Regions from separate parts of the Homo sapiens genome. Here region 2 is linked to region 1. The links are chromatin loops, found by intact Hi-C in ENCODE. Cell type or tissue: ascending aorta. All regions are shown on one strand. Each heading gives the region's core, and the rest is flanking DNA. Links, peaks and the distances in the headings are about the cores only.

Region 1 (9,582 bases), core at 891-8,890:
GTTTGGGCACACAATATCCTTCAGAGATATGACATCACAAAAGGCTATTGACAATAACCTTCATGAAATGAGATCTTTGCCAAGTTGTGGTATGTGCTTGACCGTTTCCAACATCCACTAAGATCCATATGTTTAATGCCATTGGCAATACATGCTTTTCATCACATCCACTTTCAAGCTGGCTGTGTAAATTGGAGATAGGACTCCAACAATTACTTTAGAAATTGTTATATTAAAAATAAGAGGGAAAAACCTAAATTCCCTTTATAAGGAAAATACCTAGCCAAGCTCAAATGGATGGATTTATATAAAAAAATTTCAGGAAAAACCTATAGATAGAAAAAAATAATAATTCTTTGGTGTAAATATCTGAGAAATGTTTCATTTATCTGGGTTGAATTTGTAAAATAATTGCTCAGATAGACTCCCTGGAGTGGCTTTATCACGATTAGGAGTTTAGTTCTCAGCTTTACAGATTCAAGAAGTCAGTATTATCCAAGTTGATAAGGCTATGAAGTCTGACTCATGTGAACCAAATGCACAAGGGATTCAAATATAACCACGTAAACTCTATATAATAAGTAGAACAAATAATTACCATTTACTGAGTGCCTACTTTAGTAACAGTTATAATGAAAGGTTCTTTTCCTGCTGGGATGTATATATTAGCACAGAAAATCAATTTGGAGCTGGACAGTGATGAATTTAAGTCTCTACAGACCATTACTAGCTCTATAACTTTGGGTTTTCTTATCTGTCGGGTGACAGAATTAAGTCATAAAATTGATCTAATATGTGTAAATCACAAAGCACAGTATCTGGCACATGGTAGGCACACAGTAAAATGCCTGTTGTCACTATCATCATCATCTTCTTCGTCTTGTTTTCACCACTCATCATCATTAACAACATATCTAACAGATCCTATTCTGTCTGATTCAAAGCCCAATCTCTTTCCATACTGTCATCCTCCTGTAGGAGCTGGGTTGACTAACCAGCACAATTTGCTCTAGAGGAAATCCTGCACAAGGAATCAAATTATAATCAGAAGGCAGTTAGTATAATGTCATGAGATAAGAGGAAATCAACTTAATAATCTTAAAGTTTGTGGCTTCCAACTCTGGGTGCTTGATACATCTGTCTCTACAGTGGAGCAGTCCTGCCATTCAGCCCCAATAAATTGGTTAATTTTGGGGGGCTGAATATTCTAATAATTTTAATTGTTTCTGTTTATTTCTAACAACATGTGGTGAAAGGATGCTGAACATCAGGATCACTGAGGAGCTTTTGTAGAAATGCAGAATCTCAGCCCAATCCCAGAGCTGGTAAATTAGAATCTGCATTTTAACCAGATTCCTAGGGGATTCAAATGTACAATCAAGTTTGAGAAACATCATTTTTGGGGGATATTCCTTAGTATCTCTCTTAAGTACCTAGTCTCATCCACTATATGCATATTCTTACTAGTTTCCCTTCAATAGAATAAACTTATCCCCAAGTAATCTTATTTCCAAGCTGCATAGCTTTGTACTAAATCTTTTTTTTCCTCTCCATCACTATACGAAAAAAAAAATTGCTGTGTAAAAGAGACTAAATAAAAAAAATTGTTTCCAGGTCTTTGTTTAAAAACGACTCTATCACTCAAGTTCTATATCTTGGCAGATGGCATCATTTATATTTAAGGGAAAAGATAGTTTTATATTATTTGGTTCTACTTTTTAGAGTTTGCGTTTGCATGAGGTAATTTTTTTATTTTTGGTCATCTCTTTGAAGTCTCTCATTTTTTTCTCATTTTATTTCTCTGGTATAATTTCTCTGGTATGATTCCTCAATCACTGCTGCTGAAGGAAGTGCAATGTCACCCTGACACCAACCAACTGGAAACCTGGCAGTGCTTTTGGAAATTCTTTGTCTTTCAGTTTTTCCTAGTAGAACATGGAGTTCATCTGTGTTTGCAACCACTTATAAGTGGATATTAAAAAGCCACCAGTTCCTTCTTAAATCCACTTAGATTTTAAAGAGCATTCTATAATCAATGAGTTTGGTCTCCAAGAAAACAATGTTCCTGTCAAGACAAGCTTTAAAACTTTGGAAGCGTCTGATCAGCCCATACTTTATGGAGATAACTTCTCTATAACCTTTCAAGCTTCTACTTATTTACTCTTTTCTATAAATTAGTAGACCTGATAACATACCTATCTGTAAATACAGTTATCTCCAGATTCTATCTCTCTGTTAAGTTAACATGGCAATCTGTTTAAACAAACTGGAGGTCCTTCTTGGCCTTCAAATTCATAGAACTAAGACACACTATTTAAATGTTTGTGTGTATTTGTGTTATACATCCATATATATCCTTACTTATTTAGACAAGATTATAAAAAATCATTTCTCCAGCATGTACATGAAAGCTTTCTTCAAAATTTCTTCATTTTTTTCATGTTCTGAATCAAGTCTCTCATTATTTTAACAGAAAATAGAAAGTAATTTTACCTCATTTTTCTAAGCCTTGTTGTTTAGAGAGGTAAAAACACATGTCTAAGTCTACCCTTCCGACCCCTCCGACCCCCTGCAAAAATTAATGACTAAACCAAGTGTTGTAATCCAGGTGTCTTGGGTTCTGAGCCATTGCACCATTAAATAACTCACATCATAGCAATTGGATGGGGAATTTTAAATTCATTAATTTATCATTTAAGAAAACCAGTGAGGGATTACCCATTTGTTTTACTAGGTTTTTCCTCTCTTTGAGCAGTTTCATTTAGAAACTAAGACTCTTTTTTTTCCATGTTGTCAGAAGAGCTAAAAAGAAAGTATTTTCAGCTCCACGGATTTCAACAGGGAGGCTTTTAACAGTTATGCTGCACGTATCCAATTAGCTTGTGAAATCTTATCTCTTCTACCAGTAAAAAGGGCTCAAAAAGAAAACATTGAAATTCCAAAAAGAGCAAGAGAGTGTTTTTGGCAACAGGGTAACTCAACTGAAAGAGAGCTTACTAGTTAAAAATGGTAATTTGGGCATTTTGTTTTCCTTTAAAGAGGTGTGTCGATATGCAGAAGTAGGAACCAAATGTGCGTATGTACAAATGCTGCTGAGGGAACATCTCTTATGATGCCCAGGGCTGGAATTTACTCCTTTTTTCTTTTTTCACACTTAACAACTAGCTCCATAAAAGGAATTAGACAAGAGTCTTTCTAGTGATAGATACTATGTTTTCCTTCTTGTTGCGTCTGTCCCCCTTATTTTTATACCTTTCATCCTTTTTAAAGTCCTTTGATTTGCTAATTTCTCTATTCCATCTAAAGCAAGCAAAGACTGCTTATTTTTGGAGTAGAAGAACTTCAAAGTCTCTACCAATTTTGAGATGTAAATTGCTCTTCTGTGACCTAATATATGATTAATACAGCACAACTACTAACACAGTGTTTTTTGGTCCAGTAGTAAATTGGTATTCTCTTAATCAGAAAATGTATTCCCTACGTAATAAAATAGATCTTTTCTGTTGACATTCAGAGCACTCAAAGATCCAGTCCTTAATTTACATTGCTTATTACACCTCAGCTTGACCCCTCTGCCCAGCCAAACCAGTCTACAAACTGTTTTACAGGGCTTCCCTCTCCTTTCTGATTATAGTGTTTTGCTGATTTTATTTCCTTTTGTAGAAATGTCCCAACTCCTCCTCTTCCCAAATCCTACCTGCTTTCCAGAAACCATCTCAGATACTAATTCCTAAGAACATCATAGAGCCAGAATATTTTCTTATGCAGTTTTATCTAATATTCCTAGCTACAAATAAACTCTTTTATTTTTGCAATGTGAATATTACCCAAGGTATTTCCTTACCTATTGCAAGCCTAGATTTTTTAGGTTACTATGTTATTTGAAAAGCATGCAGTCTTCAGGTCTGACTACTTCATGATCGAAACATATTACACTTTTTTTCGTCTTCCTTGTAGAGGACTGTCAAGAATACAAGAAATTTTACAGCTTCTCTTGACTTTTTAATAGCCATTCACCTAGTAGACAAGAACCTGCTATGGATGGAGCTTCATGGGATCAATATAAATTTCATATTCTGAAATTTAGTGTAAAAATGAACTTTGTATTACCTCAGGTCATGGTCTATAGTCTTGTTCTTCTAGCATCTATACCTTTCAGCACTTCTCACACATTGGGTTTATATTCCTCCAAAATCTTACATAGAAAAGGTGTTCAGAAAATGATAGCTGACCTAATTTAAAATTACAGAGTGACATGGGATGACAAAAGAGAGTGAAATGTTTAAAAGCTGAGTATTTACTATGAACAATAGATTTACTCTGTTCTTTCTAGTGGATCAAGACTAAAGAGTACTAGAATGTAGGACATCTTCAGGAAGAAAACAATATGTATCAGAAAGCTACCCAATCAAAATCGTTTTGCCACACTGGAGAAATTGTGGACTAAACTGGCTTAACCAAATTTTCTTCATGGGAGCGTAGTGTCCTCAGTGATTTATTCAAATCAACAACCATCAGGAAGTAGTCTCCAAGAATGAGGTATATGGATTGGAGAAATGAGAGTAAGAAGAAACGGAGAAAAGGAATGTACTGTTATTAAATTCTAGGTGAAGGAATCTCAGAGATTTCCTTCATCTTCATAACACCAGAAAAAAATCTTAGAAATGAGATAGTCTCTATGATTCTAAAAGTGAGATTATATACCTGGAGATTTCGAAGCCCAAGGCTCGTGTTTCTTCAGCTGAAAATCACTGCCGTAATGCACAATAAATGCCTGCCAATAGGAGGCGCTCATAATCTTTTTTTTCATTAGAAGCGACTGTTTCTGAATGGAGTGTCTTATTCTGTTGGGCTTCTATAAGAAGAATACCATAGACTAGGTGGCTTATAAACAATAGAAATTCATTTTTCACAGTTGAGGAGACTTGGAAGTCCAAGATCAAGGCATTGACAGATTCAGTGTCTGGTGAAGGCCCACTTCCTTGTTCATAGGTGGCGCCTTGTCACTGTGTCCTCATATGGCAGGAGGGGTGAGGGAGGTCTCTGGGGCCTCTGTTATACCATCTCACTGGGAAGTAGGTTTCAACATATGAATTTGGAGGAGAAACAAACACTCAGCCTATAGTAGGGAGTATCTCATCTCTTTCATGTCTGGAAGGTAAACAAAGGTTGAACACCATCAATTTAGAAGATCTTCATCTGACAGAGGGGCTGTAGGGTGTAGAAGAGTTAGTAATTCCCCAAGGCTGTACAGCTTCTTGGTTGCACAGCAAGAACTGGAATCCAGGTCTCTTGGTTGGCAGTCCAGTGCTGTTTGCTTAGCATCACACTATCCAATTAATAGCTCCTCTCCATCCTTTGACTGGCCTTACAACTCTCACCACCTTTATTAAATAGAGGGATTTCCAAGTCAGTTTTTGCAAGAAGCTTTAGGACCATGTGTCCCCTATGCACCTTATGCTCTACGACATCATCTCTGAGAGAAAAAGAACGCCCATGAAAAATATCCATCTACACTAAAGACATTTATGTATACCAAAATGTGGAAGCCCAGCTAAAATGGGATAGCCTGAATAACAATCAAATATGAGTTTATTGTTTACTTTTTTCTTTCTTGTACTAACTCTAGCAAGCCAGCTCAAGCCACTCAGTTTTGGAGTGATTGCTGCCTTCTGGTGTTTGCCATTTTGATGATGAGATGAGTAATTTCTTGGTACCATATGAAATATCAAGGTCAGAGTGGCTGGAGCATCATAGGGCAAACAAGAGTGAGTCACTGGGTGACTGCTATGAGGCTGCCTCCTCTGTGATTTTGTGAGCCAGAGCTCCCTGCTTGAATGCTCTTTCCGGAGGGGTAAAGACTTTAGAAACCTATTTTTCTTACAAAACCATTGTTGTTGCTTTGTTCCCCACAGGTACTTTTTTCTTTAAGATGTAAACGCTCCCTGGGTGCTAAATGGATCCATCCTTATTTCTTGCAAAAGAGTTTGGTTAAATTATTTTTATTTCAGAGTTTTTCCTAGCGGGATGAGAGTCCTGAGTGGCCTATTCCTAAGGAGGCTGGAGGTTGAAAATAATAATAATAAAATAATAATATGGGGTTAAGAAAGAGAGAGAGAGAAAGAGACAGAAAGAGAGAGAGAGTGTGTGTGTGTGTGTATGTGTGTGTGTGTGTGTGTGTAAGGAAAGTTTAGTCCCAGCAGCAGCCAGTCCCAGCCTTACCCTCACCATGCCTTATAATGCATCCCATCAGTGACCAATAGGAATACAATGTGAACCATAAATGTAATTTTAAATTTTTAGAAGCCATATTAAAAAATAAATCTAAAAAAAGGTAAAATTAATTTTAATAATATATTTTCTCTAATCCAGTACATCCAAAATATTATGTCAATGTGAATTAATATAAAAATTACTAATCAGGTATTTTACATGAGGTTTTTTTTCACATTAAGTCTTAGAAATCCTATGTCAATTTATGCCCAAAGCCCATGCCAGTTCAGACTACCTACATGGCCATGCGTAGGGACTGTAATGGACAGTGTAGTTATAGAGTAAAAACCAGCTCTACAGTTTGGCATTTGAGATCCTTCTTAATTTGTCCTATAACTTTTTAAACTTTGTGTGCCCTACACCCTCTATATTCCAGCCTTGCCAGTTTCCTTCTCATTTGTCCGCATGGTATAGTTTTTCATTTTTTTTTATTTCTGCAGTGGCCTTTGCCTCCCTTTCCACCATCCGTGTCCCAAAACATGTCCCAGCTTTGGAGACAGCCTGATAAGGGTCTATAAGGTCCGTGATTGGGATTTAATTCCAACTTCATTGCTTAATAATTAGGTGACCTTAGGCAAGCCATTTAGCCTTTTTGAAACTTACACTACCTATCTTTAAAATGATGATCATGCCAGGAATGGTGGCTCATGCCTATGGTCCCAGCTACTTGGGAGGTTGATCGGGGGAGGATTGCTTGAGCCCAGGAGTTTGAGACCAGCCTGAGCAACATTAGAGACCCATCTCTTTAAAAAAATAAAAGAAAAAAAAACATGAGGACAATAATTACTCTGTGTGTGTGTGAGTCTGAGGGGGTGGTGGGACAAGAGAGAGCGAGAGAGAAAAAACTGATGTAATGAATACAAAACAAACAAAAAATATTTTTAAAAAGACATGTAGTGCTGTAGTTATACACCCTGGCACATAATAGTTAAAATGTCCTCCTCTTTCTGAGTTACTTTCCAAGTTGCTTTTGTGAGTAACACTCCTATTCCCATCTGCCAGCAGTGCCACAGAGCATGCTGTTAAATGGTCAGTAAGCTTACTTAAGTATCTCATTCTTTGTATTCTGCAGTCTCATCACCTGCACATCTTAGTTCTACCTTCAACAGCCCCTGCTCAGGCTTTCCTCCTCAGTCACCATCATCAACCCCTTTCTTCTTTCTTTTTGCCAAAATGCTAACAGCAAAATATACAGCCTCTGCTTTTTGGAAATGATTGACTCTGGTACCAAGTAGAGCTGCACAGGTGCCCTTCCGTGGGGGCTGAGAACTAACAAGCTACCACTGAAAACTATGCCCAGCTCAGGGTGATGGTACAGCCAGTTCTGTCCCCTGCTGTAAGAGTTTCCTAGGCAACCAGTACACATTGCCACTGGAAGAAATGGAAGAAAAGTCAAAACCTGCATCATTTCCAGTTTTCTATACGTTTGAAGTGCTAGAAACATAATAAAAAACATATGGATAACTCAGCATGTGTTTCAGTATTTCATGTCATGTTGGTTATGGCCTCTGTCATATCTCTAATGGAACTGCTAGTGAATTACTAGTGATGGTGTTCTATAAGTGAAATTGGTTATTTCTAATGAAGTAAGGTTTATCGTTTTTTATATCAGCCTTGTCCATATTTTATTAAATTTAATCCTGCATTTTTGTGTGTATTGAGCTTTTATAAATTACATTCTAAATTTCCTTTTTAAATATCTTTTTGCTAACATATAAAAGTACAATTGAGTTCTTTATCTTGTATCCAGAAACCTTGCTAAATCACTTTACTAATTCTAATAGCTTCTATATAGATTCTTTTGTTTTTCACTTGTGTAATCATGTCCCCAGCAAATTTTGAGAATTTTAATTCTCCATTTCCTTATCACTCTTTTTACTTGCTTTAACACTGTCTAGAACTTCTGCTACTATGATGAGTAAAGTGGAAATAGTGGACTGCCTTTTCTCGTTTCCAAAATCAAGTGAAGGCTTCAACATTTATCACTAAGTATAATATTTCCTATAATTCCATGTAGATACTCTTCTCTTCCTGAAGCTTTTTAAAACATTACAAATGGAAATAGATTTTGTCCTATTTCAAATTTGCTAAGAGGGCTTTGAAAAATCACAAATTGAGATATAATTTTATCAAATACTCTTCCTGCATCTATTGAGATAATCACATGATTTTTCTGCTTCATTTTATAAATATGGTGGTTTAAATTTATTGATTTTTAGTTGATAAACCAATCTTATATTCCTGGAATAAACCCAACTTGTTCATAATGTATTATATTTGTATGACTCATTGGATTTCTTTTGCTTATATTTTGTTTAGGATTTTTTAACTTATGTTCGTGACAGAGAGTTTACTGATGTTTTCTTTTTCTTGTAATGTCTCTGACAGGTTTAAGGATCAGGGTTATTTTAGCATCTTAAAATATGGCTCTAAAGGCTACCATTATGTCTATCCATCCATCCATCGATTCACTAATCACACAAATATTTTTTGAGAGGCAATATAGCATAGTGGTTTAAAATAGAGATTCTAGACTTCCTACATTTGAATAAAAAAACTTACTGTAACTATATGTTATCTATTTCTGTATAACAAATTTTCACAAACTTAGCAACATGAAGCAACACAAAGTTATTATTTCACAGTTTCTGTGGATCCAGAATCTGGAAATCAAGAATCTGAGCCCTCTGCTTCTGGGTCTCTCAGAAAACTGCAAGTAAGGCATCAGCCAGGGATAGAGTCTCACCTAAGGTTTGATAAGGAGGTGCTATGATTCAAATGTGTCCTCTCCAAAATTCAGGTGTTTCTTTTTTAAAAAATAAAATTAGTTCCAGGGTACATGTGCGGGATGTGCAGGTTTGTTACATAGATAAACGTGTGCCATGGTGGTTTGCTGCACCAATCAGCCTGTTACCTAGATATTACGCCTGGCATGCCTTAGCTATATTTCCCGATGCTCTCCGCCACCCCCTACCCTCCCCTGACAGTCCCTAGTATGTGTTGTTCCCTTAATCAACCCAAATGCCCATCAATGATAGACTGGATTTTTAAAAATGTGGTACATACACACCACAGAATACTATGCAGCCATAAAAAGAAACAAGATCATGTCCTTTGCAGGAACATGGATGAAGCTGGAGGCCATTATCATCAGCAAACTAACGCAGGTGTTTCTTTTCTTTCTTTTTTTTCTTTATCCATGCTGTCTCTTTTCGTTTTTTAAAAAATTATACTTTGGCTGGGCATGGTGGCTCACGCCTGTAATCCCAGCACTTTGGGAGGCCGAGGCAGGTGTATCATGAGGTCAGG
Region 2 (9,582 bases), core at 1,016-9,015, 68 kb before region 1:
CTTCTTGATTCAGCTTCAATAAGTTGCATATTTGTAGAAATTTATTTATTTCCTTTAGGTTATCCAGTTTGTCAGCATATAATTGTTCACAATAGTCCCTAATGATACTTTTCATTTCTGAGGCATCCATTGTAATATCTTCTCTTTGATTTCTGATTTTATTTATTTGAGTCTTCTCCATTTTTTCTTATTAGCCTAGCTGAGTTTGTTGATTTTGTTGATGCTTTCAAAAAATCAACTCTTGTTTATGGATTTTTTTATTGTTGTCTGTTTCTTATTTGATTTACTTCTCTAATCTTTATTAATTCCTTCCTTCTGATAATTTTAGGTTTAGTTTCTTCCTCTTTTTCTAGTTCCTTGAGGTGTAAAGTCATGTTGCTTATTTGAGAATGTTCTTTCCTAGTGTAGGCATTTATGTTGTATTTTTGTTTTCATTTGCTCTGAAATTAAACCTAGTTACATTGCCGCCTCTGCTTTTCCATGTTTTCTTTAGTCTGCTTTTTAGCTTTACCTTTGTCTATTCTTTCCCTCTTTATTTAAGATCTCTTAACTTGAATAAATATAACAGAGTGAACAGTGAAGGGGTTATTTCATTCCTTTTGGGAGGATATTCCTCTGTTTTAACCTTGGCTTCTAGGACTGACTGGTCATAAAAGGAAACAATAAATGCAAAGCATTGAGTCCAAAAGTGGAGAAAAGCCACAGTTCATCTTCCCTGGCAATAATATGATAGTATTATTTTAAGATTCAGTGAATTCTGTTCTGCGAGCTGTAAGATTGGTTGATTTGTAATAGGGGGAAAAAGGGCATGTTGTGGGGAGGGTAGACATTTAGAGAAAGTAAATGACCTTGAGGGTATTGAACTCTGTGAATCAACTTGTTCTCTAAAGTTAGGGGACATACCACTTCTAGATGGTGAACCTGTGGGTGTTCATTTGAACAGTAGAGTCATAGAAAAACTTTACTATCTGGAATATAATAAAAATGCTGCTTTAACTGCTAAGTCGCCATCTGTTACCAGCTCTTTGCTACTGGTTTATCTTTTTTCCTTTTAAAACGTGAATTCTTGGATTTTCATATTATAATTTTATACTTACCTTAAATTAGGATTGAGAGGAAACTTTGACAACACCTCTTAAAAGAAAATTATTAACTTGTAAAAATCATACTTTTAGGTTTGGGTAATAGCTGGGGAGAAAGCAAAAGCAAATCAGGAAGCTTGTAGGTGACTCATGTGCATTTCTATGTATGAGCAACAGGAATGGTAGAACTTTTGTTCCACTGCAGTTGTACAATCTAATTATTCACTGATCAATCTACACATACTGCATTACTATGTAGGTTTTAAGATGGCATCTTTGCCATATGTCTCTTTTTTAACCTTGATATCTTACATGTAATAGGTTTTCATCAGTTTTGATGAAATCATGATGATAATGATTACGATAATGCCTCCCATTATTTTCTCTTTAGTATAAGGCATTTAATGGCTTTTCCTAAAAAATAATGCAAGCAGTTCTTAACCCTAACAATGAGGGATAGAGTAGGTGTCCTTACCTACACTTGTTACTATAAGTGATATATTTATATAAAGAGATGTATGTAAAGGAAATTCATTCACTCATTCATTTATGTACCTAACCATTATTCCTTCATCAGTTCTTGTTAAGCACTTACTATATTAGGCCCTGTATACATTTTACATGAATTATCTCCTAACCTTATAACAATGGTGTGTAAAGAAACTAATATTATCCATTTTATAGATGATAAATTCATGATTAGGGATATTAATTATGATGTCCAAATTTGCACAGGTGGCAAATGATACATTTGAAATCTGAACCCACACAATCTAATTCAAGAGTTACATTGCCACTACTTCAAAAAATGTGGTTTATTTTATAGGCAAAGAAAAGGCACTGAATTGAATATTATGACTAAGCTTGTGATCTTAAAAGATTTAGGTTCTGAGTTGGACCTGATTAAAAATTCCAGCTCCACCAATTACTGATTACATGAACCTGGTGGGAGTTGTTCAGTCTTTCCATACTCCAGGTTCTTCCTTTTTCAACAGTGTTGCTGAGCCATTAAATGAAACAGCTTTATGTAGAAAGCACTCAGCATAGTAAAATCATTATAAATGTTAGCTATTACACACTTACTTCTCTCCTTTTCTGGAGGAAGGGAGAAGATGGGTTTTTATTTTACAATCTTATTTTATAAAACTATAAGCCTGGAGTCTAGGGGGTAATGTAGGAATTGAAATATGAAATGGTTCTGATCTAAGGTAGAAACATTAGATGGATGAAAGAATATCATGCCGATAGAATTAAAAATTGTTAGGTTGGAGTATTTTATGTGGGCTGAGAGTAAAATAAATCTACAATTTGTGTGAGTGGTAGAATGTGAAGCGATTAAATAGGATAGGGAATTGGAAGGGAAGTGCTAGGACAATTCCTGGCACATAGTAGGCATGCAACAAAAGGTTGGAAGCTTGATTGCTGTGATCTGTATGCAAAGATCATATGGTTGCATAAATGTGTTAATATTGTTCTTTGGTAAGTGTTTTCCTGGTATTTAAGTGCAATGGAGCACAAAGGTTTGTTGTCTAAAGTGTAATAATGAAAGGAATATGACCATTACTCCATCTGTCATTTTCACTCATGCCTTTAAATGAGCCCTTTGCTCCAATAAAATGGTTCAGTTAATGGTTCCTTAAAGCCACACACACTTACCTGTCTTTTTGCCTTTGATGAATTTATTGCTTAAGACTTTAGCCAGTATCTCTTTTTGCCCATTCTTTTTATCTGTATTTATTTTTATATGTTTTTTGAGATGGAGTCTCACTGTGTTACCCAGGCTAGAGTGCAGTGGTACGATCTCGGCTCACTGCAACCTCCGCCTCCTGGGTTCAAGCAATTCTCCTTCCTCAGCCTCCTGAATAGGTAGGATTACAGGCATCCTCCACCATGCCTGGCTAAGTTTTGTAATTTTAGTAGAGATGGGGTTTCACCATGTTGGCCAGGCTGGTCTTGAACTCCTGATCTCAGGTGATCCACCCACCTCGGCCTCCCAGAGTGCTGAGATTGCAGGTGTGAGCCACCATGCCCCGCCTCTTTTTGCTCATTCTTTAAAGTAGGAACTTTGGTAGAACTTTCACAGCCTGTAACATATGTCTCTAGCCCTAGCTTGGTTCTAAATCCCATGGTGCCTTCTCCTTGGGAAAAACAGAGAAGGCACTATGAGATTTAGAATCAAGTTAGGACTGCAGATACAGGTTACCTATGTTACAGGCTGACAGCCACAGGTATATTGCTCTCTGCACATGTGTTTTTTCCTGGCCTCTCAATGACATTATAAGCTTCTATTATACCTCATGTGGCGTAACTGCTCTGCAATAATAGAAATTCAATAAAGGACTCTTTAATTTACAATTAAAGTCAGGATTGAATTTTGTGGAAAATCTTGATGCAAATGTACAAAAGAACTTCAAGAAAATTAGAATGCCATGAGTCATGCATTTCCTGGTACTATTCATTCTTCTTTAGGTACTATCATTCTGCTCAACCTAACATTTCTACCACCTACACCTACCATCTGGAATTATAGGCAGAGGGTATGAAGGGTGTCAAATCTTGAAAGAAAATTGCCTTTTCTCCAAAGTTGATGAAACTAAACCACAGTTGATTGGATTACTTGCTCAGCAAGAGAGTAGAACCTTGTCTTTATGAATTAAATGTCACTATTTCGTCTATTTGAAGATGACCTTATAGAGGATCATGGCTTACGACAAGTTATTTTGCTGAGGCTTGAATTTGAATTGTGTGTTGGTGAATGAGGCACTGCACACACAGTCAGAGCAGCTGCTCTCCATGCAGCTTTTCTTCTCTTTGGTTTTCTGTATCATACACAGTAATCCTTGGGTGTTATTCACATCTACTTCTTGTGGAGTAATAGTATATTATAGTGGTATCATAAATTCGGGATTTATGAAAGTTGTGGGACATACCTTCATGTGAATCTCAGTGGGTTACTGTATTTAATGATTTTTTCTCTTTTGTTTTGATTAAGAAGCTCTTTGCTGGGATGCTGAGTTCCGATTTAAATATTATACACCCTTCTTATTTCTCTCTGCAAAATTATAGCCTTGCTGATGAATTTTGCTTTACTCTTGAGTGTGGTTTACTTTTGCAGCAAATACAAATTTAGTAAGTTAAATCTAAAAGCCACAGTTAAACACAGTTCTCCTTCAGAGGTAAGAACCATAACTGTTTCTGTGGACCCCAGCAATGGTACCTTCTTTTACAAAACAATGTTCTTCTTGTTCCATAGTCAATTACACACTGAACCTCTGTGTTATCTGAGATCTAAGCAGCAGGGCTGCTCTCTCCAGAATTATATTCAGCAGCTGTCTCCTCCCTGTTAGCTTACCCATTCCTGATGTGTTGATTCCTTTCAGAAGGCTCCAATCCAAATAAGACTTAATTAGCAGCAGCCTGAAAATAGTGTGTCTGCCTTTCTTTTCCTGTATAAATCTTGTGAGTGCTAAGCTTCTAATTTCACTTTCCTCTTAATACTAACTGAAGGTCCCATAACTTTCTGTGGAATGTTGACTTTTTTTTTGAGTGAGATGAGCTCTTCTCATGCCAGTTAACTCTCATGTCGGTGACAGCACAATGGAGAAATATTAGGAAATCTGACAGGGAGAAACATTCATGTCTGATAGAGTCCAGCAACAGATTAGTGAAAGAAACTGGCCGTCCAAAATCATCCTCATTCATTTCCTTCACTAAGTCAAAGAAATCATTGTGCTCTGCTTAAGCCCCATGCTGAGTTCATTTTACTGACCCTTCCTTAATATTGGCTGAAGGGTATTTTTAATAACTTGGTATGTTTGGGAGTCAAAGGAGGCCAAGTTTCTGGCTAGGCTCAGAAGGGATAAAATAGTAATGGAATGTTTGGGGAATGAGAGGGAAAAAAAATGCCTAAAAGAAAGGTACCTTCTTTTAGACCTGTTTAATATAACTCCCCTAATTATTTCTGAAGTAGGGGAAAAAATATACAAAACCCTCTGAGGAATATCAATTTTTAAACATTACAGCCTTGAGTGAGCCACTTCAAAATGTGCAGAGAATTGGCTTATATTTTATTTGGAAACTAATGTTTAAGTCAAATGGAGCAACAGAAATCCATAGTAATCTATCCAAAAAAGAAAGACCAAAGGATTGGGAATAGGTCAGGGTGCAGTCAGGAGAGCCAGGCGAGGGATGGCAGTCAATGGAAGCCAAGCTGGCCCAGTCAGTCTGTGGGCATGTGAGCTGAATCACCAGTGTGGGGACCACTTTCCCGTAAGAAGCCCTGTTGTAATTGATCCTGTCTCCTGAGCCTCCCCGGCTGCCACTGGACATTGCAGGTTTGGCTTCCTGGCTATTGGTTTTGCAGTCAGAGGAGTTCAGTTCAGTTTAGTGTGTTGAGTATGAGCAAAGCAGTATGAGCCGTGAGGTATCAGGATGAGTGTGTGACTGCCTTCTCTTCTCATGTGTCATCTGTGTGAATTCTTCCCATGTATCAGCCTCTTCTAAGACGTGACCTTAACTAGTCCAGTTCCTGGTGCTCTGACCTCTCTCAAGCTACTTCACTCAGAGTGCTGATCAAATGGTTTGGAACCACAGTGTTAGCTATGTCCTTGTTCCATTTAGTCTGTAAATCCACTGAGGATGTATCTTATACTTCTTTTGAAATACACTCCGCCATTAGCACATTGAGGAGCACTACTAGGGGTTTAATTGACACCTGTTGATTGACTGGTACGTTAATTAATGTAGGGCCTTATAAGCATGTCTTCCAGAGACGTTTAAAAACTTTTATTCAAATTGTATATAACATCTACTTGACAAACATTTTTAGTAAACGTGATAATGTAGAAACAGAATTATTCCCTGTAAAATATTATTCATTTTAGTAATTTGAGATAAAGAGTTATTTGCTCACTAGATTTTATTCACTTGGCACCTGTTTATTAAGTGCCTATGGTGTGTCATAAGCACTGATGATGTAATTGAGACCTAATAATAGCCTAGGAAAGTATGAAAAAATATGAATATCTTCAATGTTGGTTCTTTCAGGCCAATATTTTTAAATGACTCATTGGTAGCAAAACATCACTTTTTTTTTTTTTTAACGAGCAGATATTTATAACTGCTACCAAAACCAGGAATAGTTTACTAAATATGGGGGTTTGAAGATATTGTCTTTAGCTGGGAAAAGCTTCCAGGCTACAAGAGAGGATAAAGACAGTGAGTAACATTTGAGATGTACTTTATTTCATTACCTAACAAACACCTATCCAGCACTCACAATGGACAGGCTGTCTTCCAAGCAGGAAAAGATTATGGAGCATATGCTGTACATATGACCTCATTTAATCACTATAGTAAGTCTATAAAGAAGGTACTATTATTATCCTCCTTTTTAAAATAGGGAACTTGAAACTCTATTTTACAGTTAAAGTTCAGAGAAGTTAAGTATTTCACCCAAGGTCACACAGCCTGTGCGGTGGAGCTTCTTGCAAGAGTATTTTGGCCCTTTATAGGATAGAGAGATTAATTCCAACCAGGGAAAGAAGGGAATAAAGTAAGCCCCAGGGAATGGATGCTGTTTCAACCGGGTTAAGATTGGTTTGAAAACTGGTTAAGATTGGTCTGTTTGCAAATATGGGGCAGTCAAGAATATACCCAGAGAAAGCTATTCCACAAGGGACATAAATGTAAGATATTAACAAAATACCATTCTCTGTCCAACATTAAAATTTTAGGAAGATACATCCTCCTCTATTCTTTTCTCTCAAGGACTTCCCAAGTTTCCGTGCAATGTTTGCTTTAATTCTTTTAATATGAATAATACAATATGTTTTACATGGCACTACCACTTTATTTAAATCTCAAGATTTTCTAAGAGTTAAATGTTCACTGCTAGTCTTCACAGCAATCATCAAACAGGCCTATTCAGTTTAAGATGGCCTCATGTGTGCGCTGTCAGTGACATCTGCCAAAACCATGTCTTATTTGTGAGAAATGCCCCTTGTCTCTGCTTGATGGAAAACTGATCAGCCTCTTTTACTCTTTCAACTCAATGATTAGCAATTACTGCTAACCTAGAAAACTTCGCTGGATATTTATTTAAAAATTCTCGTCTTACTGGGCATGATGGATCTTATTTGCTTTTTAATATAAACAGTGAAAGTATAAATACATTCTTACTTTTTGGAGAAGATAATAATATTAAATTTAATTTTTGTCTCCAGTGTTATTGCATTTTTCTAACAGAAAAACTAAATAAAACATATCTTTAGAATTTAATTCTCTTTAAGATATCACAAACTATTTTTCAATTTTAAAATAAAACTATATCTATATATATATACACACACACACACACATACATATTTGAGACAGAGTCTCACTCTGTAACCCAGGCTGGAGCGCAGTGGTGTGATCTCAGCTCACCGCAACCTCCACCCCCAGGTTCAAGCAATTCTCCTTCCTCGGCCTCCCAAATAGCTGGGATTACAGGCACCCACCACCATGCCCAGTTAATTTTGGTTTTTTTAGTAGAGATGGGGTTTCGTCATGTTGGCCAGGCTGTTCTTGAACTCCTGACACCAGGTGATCTGCCCACCTCGGCCTCCCAAAGTGCTGGGATTACAGACATGAGCCACCGTGCCCGGACAAAATATTTTAAAACATTGTAAATGATCATTGGGTTTCAGTGGTCCAAATCAGAATTTTCTTTGGAAGAAAAACATTAAGAGAAATACACTAATAAAAATAAATCAGTGTAAGCACTTGAAAATTAGTTAGAAAAGATGCGTAGAGATACCTTGATATAGTAAATATCATATAGTCACGTAATATTAAAAAATCAATTTGAAAACATTACATAGAATCAAATATCTCTAAGGAAAAATCATGTGAACAACTGATGTAATAATTAAGTTGAATATCAAAGGATGATGTAAAATCTATTTTAATCATATACTAGGGATTGGACTTTCTGATAAGACCCAGAGACACTTTATTTATTTTTATTTTTTTATTTTATTATTATTATACTTTAAGTTTTAGGGTACATGTGCACAATGTGCAGGTTAGTTACATATGTATACATGTGCCATGCTGCTGTGCTGTACCCATTAACTCATCATTTAGCATTAGGTATATCTCCTAATGCTATCCCTCCCCCCTCCCCCCACCCCACAACAGTCCCCAGAGTGTGATGTTCCCCTTCCTGTGTCCATGTGTTCTCATTGTTCAATTCCCACCTATGAGTGAGAACATGCGGTGTTTGGTTTTTCGTCCTTGCAATAGTTTACTGAGAATGATGATTTCCAATTTCATCCATGTCCCTACAAAGGACATGAAATCATCATTTTTTATGGCTGCATAGTATTCCATGGTGTATATGTGCCACATATCTTACAGATGAAGAAATGGGGGACCAGAAGTTTGTCACTTCCTTACGTCACATTACTTGTAAGGGGTAGAGAGAGCAGAGCTAGTGCTTCAACCCAGGGCCAGAATCAGCAAGGCCATTCTTTCTATGTGCTGCTAGAAAATGAAGACTTTGTCATGGTGCATTCAGCAGCTCTGATCAACTGGTAACTTGTCAGTTGGACAGATCCTATTTTCCAGAGCCTTACTGAAGGTCTGGGGATGGAGTGAGTCACAGGACTGAGCTTGCATCCTATAGGAGCATAATCACCCCTGGAAAGATAGCCCTTCAATTTTAGGGCAATAGCTATGAGACTGCTACCCTAGTTCTTCCAAAAGTAGAGTTTCAGAGCACAATGGCACTCTTCTCCCACCACCAAAATTTTCATTTTAGAAAAAGAACAGTAACCTTTAAGGATAGGCCTCCTATCCTGCTTTATACATTTTCAGAAATGCCCTTGAATTATATGTATACTTTTGTGGCTTGACTTACTAACTTTCCTTTTTGTTGGCTTCCTGCACAGAAAAGCTGTTGGGGGTGACTGGTAGATGCATTTGTTAAAGGGCTAATTTACAAGAGACCACTTTACTGGAAAGGGTGCCTCTCTCCAAATAATAAGTAAATAAATAACTTTTTCCAGAAAAATCCTCAAAAACAAAAACTTTCTAAGACCTGTTTACCTTGCAGAAGCCTTTCAATTGGCCTTTAGGGCAGCATGAACAGAATGTTCTATACCTTGAGTGGTCCATGCACTCAGGAGAATGTGCTGATTTCAGCGTCTTCCTTATAGCCATGTGAACACCAAAATAGGATTCCTTTTTCCTCTGCTCCAGCTTTCTGGAGCAATTGTTTTGACTGTTCAAAAGTGTAACATTTTGCTTTGTTTTATGTTTTTCTGGATAAAAATATCATTTTCTTCCTAGAGAATTTGACTTGCTAAGCACATATCTTGTGAATTAATATCACGTTCCTGATATGGAGGGCTTTTGTAATCAGAATAACTATCACACACCACAGAGGAATAAGAGGTTGAATATGTTCAATTTCTGTCTGACTATTGGAAGCCTCAGGTCATCACTTCTTGGAGGC

The links. A loop is a pair of places that touch in the nucleus more often than their neighbours do. Peaks named below come from ENCODE experiments on the same cell type or tissue, not always from the same donor. Only the 100,000 strongest peaks of a DNase experiment are listed, where the experiment ranks them.
Region 2: a loop joins it to region 1, with 2.1 times the contacts of the local background. A loop is called at or near these places in 5 of 110 quality-filtered maps.

Annotation. Positions count from the first base shown.
Region 1 is chr10:51,364,353-51,373,934 of GRCh38, forward strand. The region is part of intron 2 of PRKG1 (protein kinase cGMP-dependent 1); the gene reads left to right. Among named protein-coding and RNA genes, the nearest start is that of MIR605, 70 kb to the left of the region's middle. In ascending aorta, for the core only: a CTCF peak has its summit at 4,729; DNase peaks (open chromatin) are centred at 1,899 and 5,751; H3K4me3 peaks cover 1,079 bases; H3K27ac peaks cover 6,258 bases.
Region 2 is chr10:51,296,389-51,305,970 of GRCh38, forward strand. The region is part of intron 2 of PRKG1 (protein kinase cGMP-dependent 1); the gene reads left to right. It overlaps MIR605 (microRNA 605), which reads left to right and starts at 3,185; the gene lies at 3,185-3,267. In ascending aorta, for the core only: no CTCF peak of the experiment used is centred there; a DNase peak (open chromatin) is centred at 5,413; H3K27ac peaks cover 7,249 bases.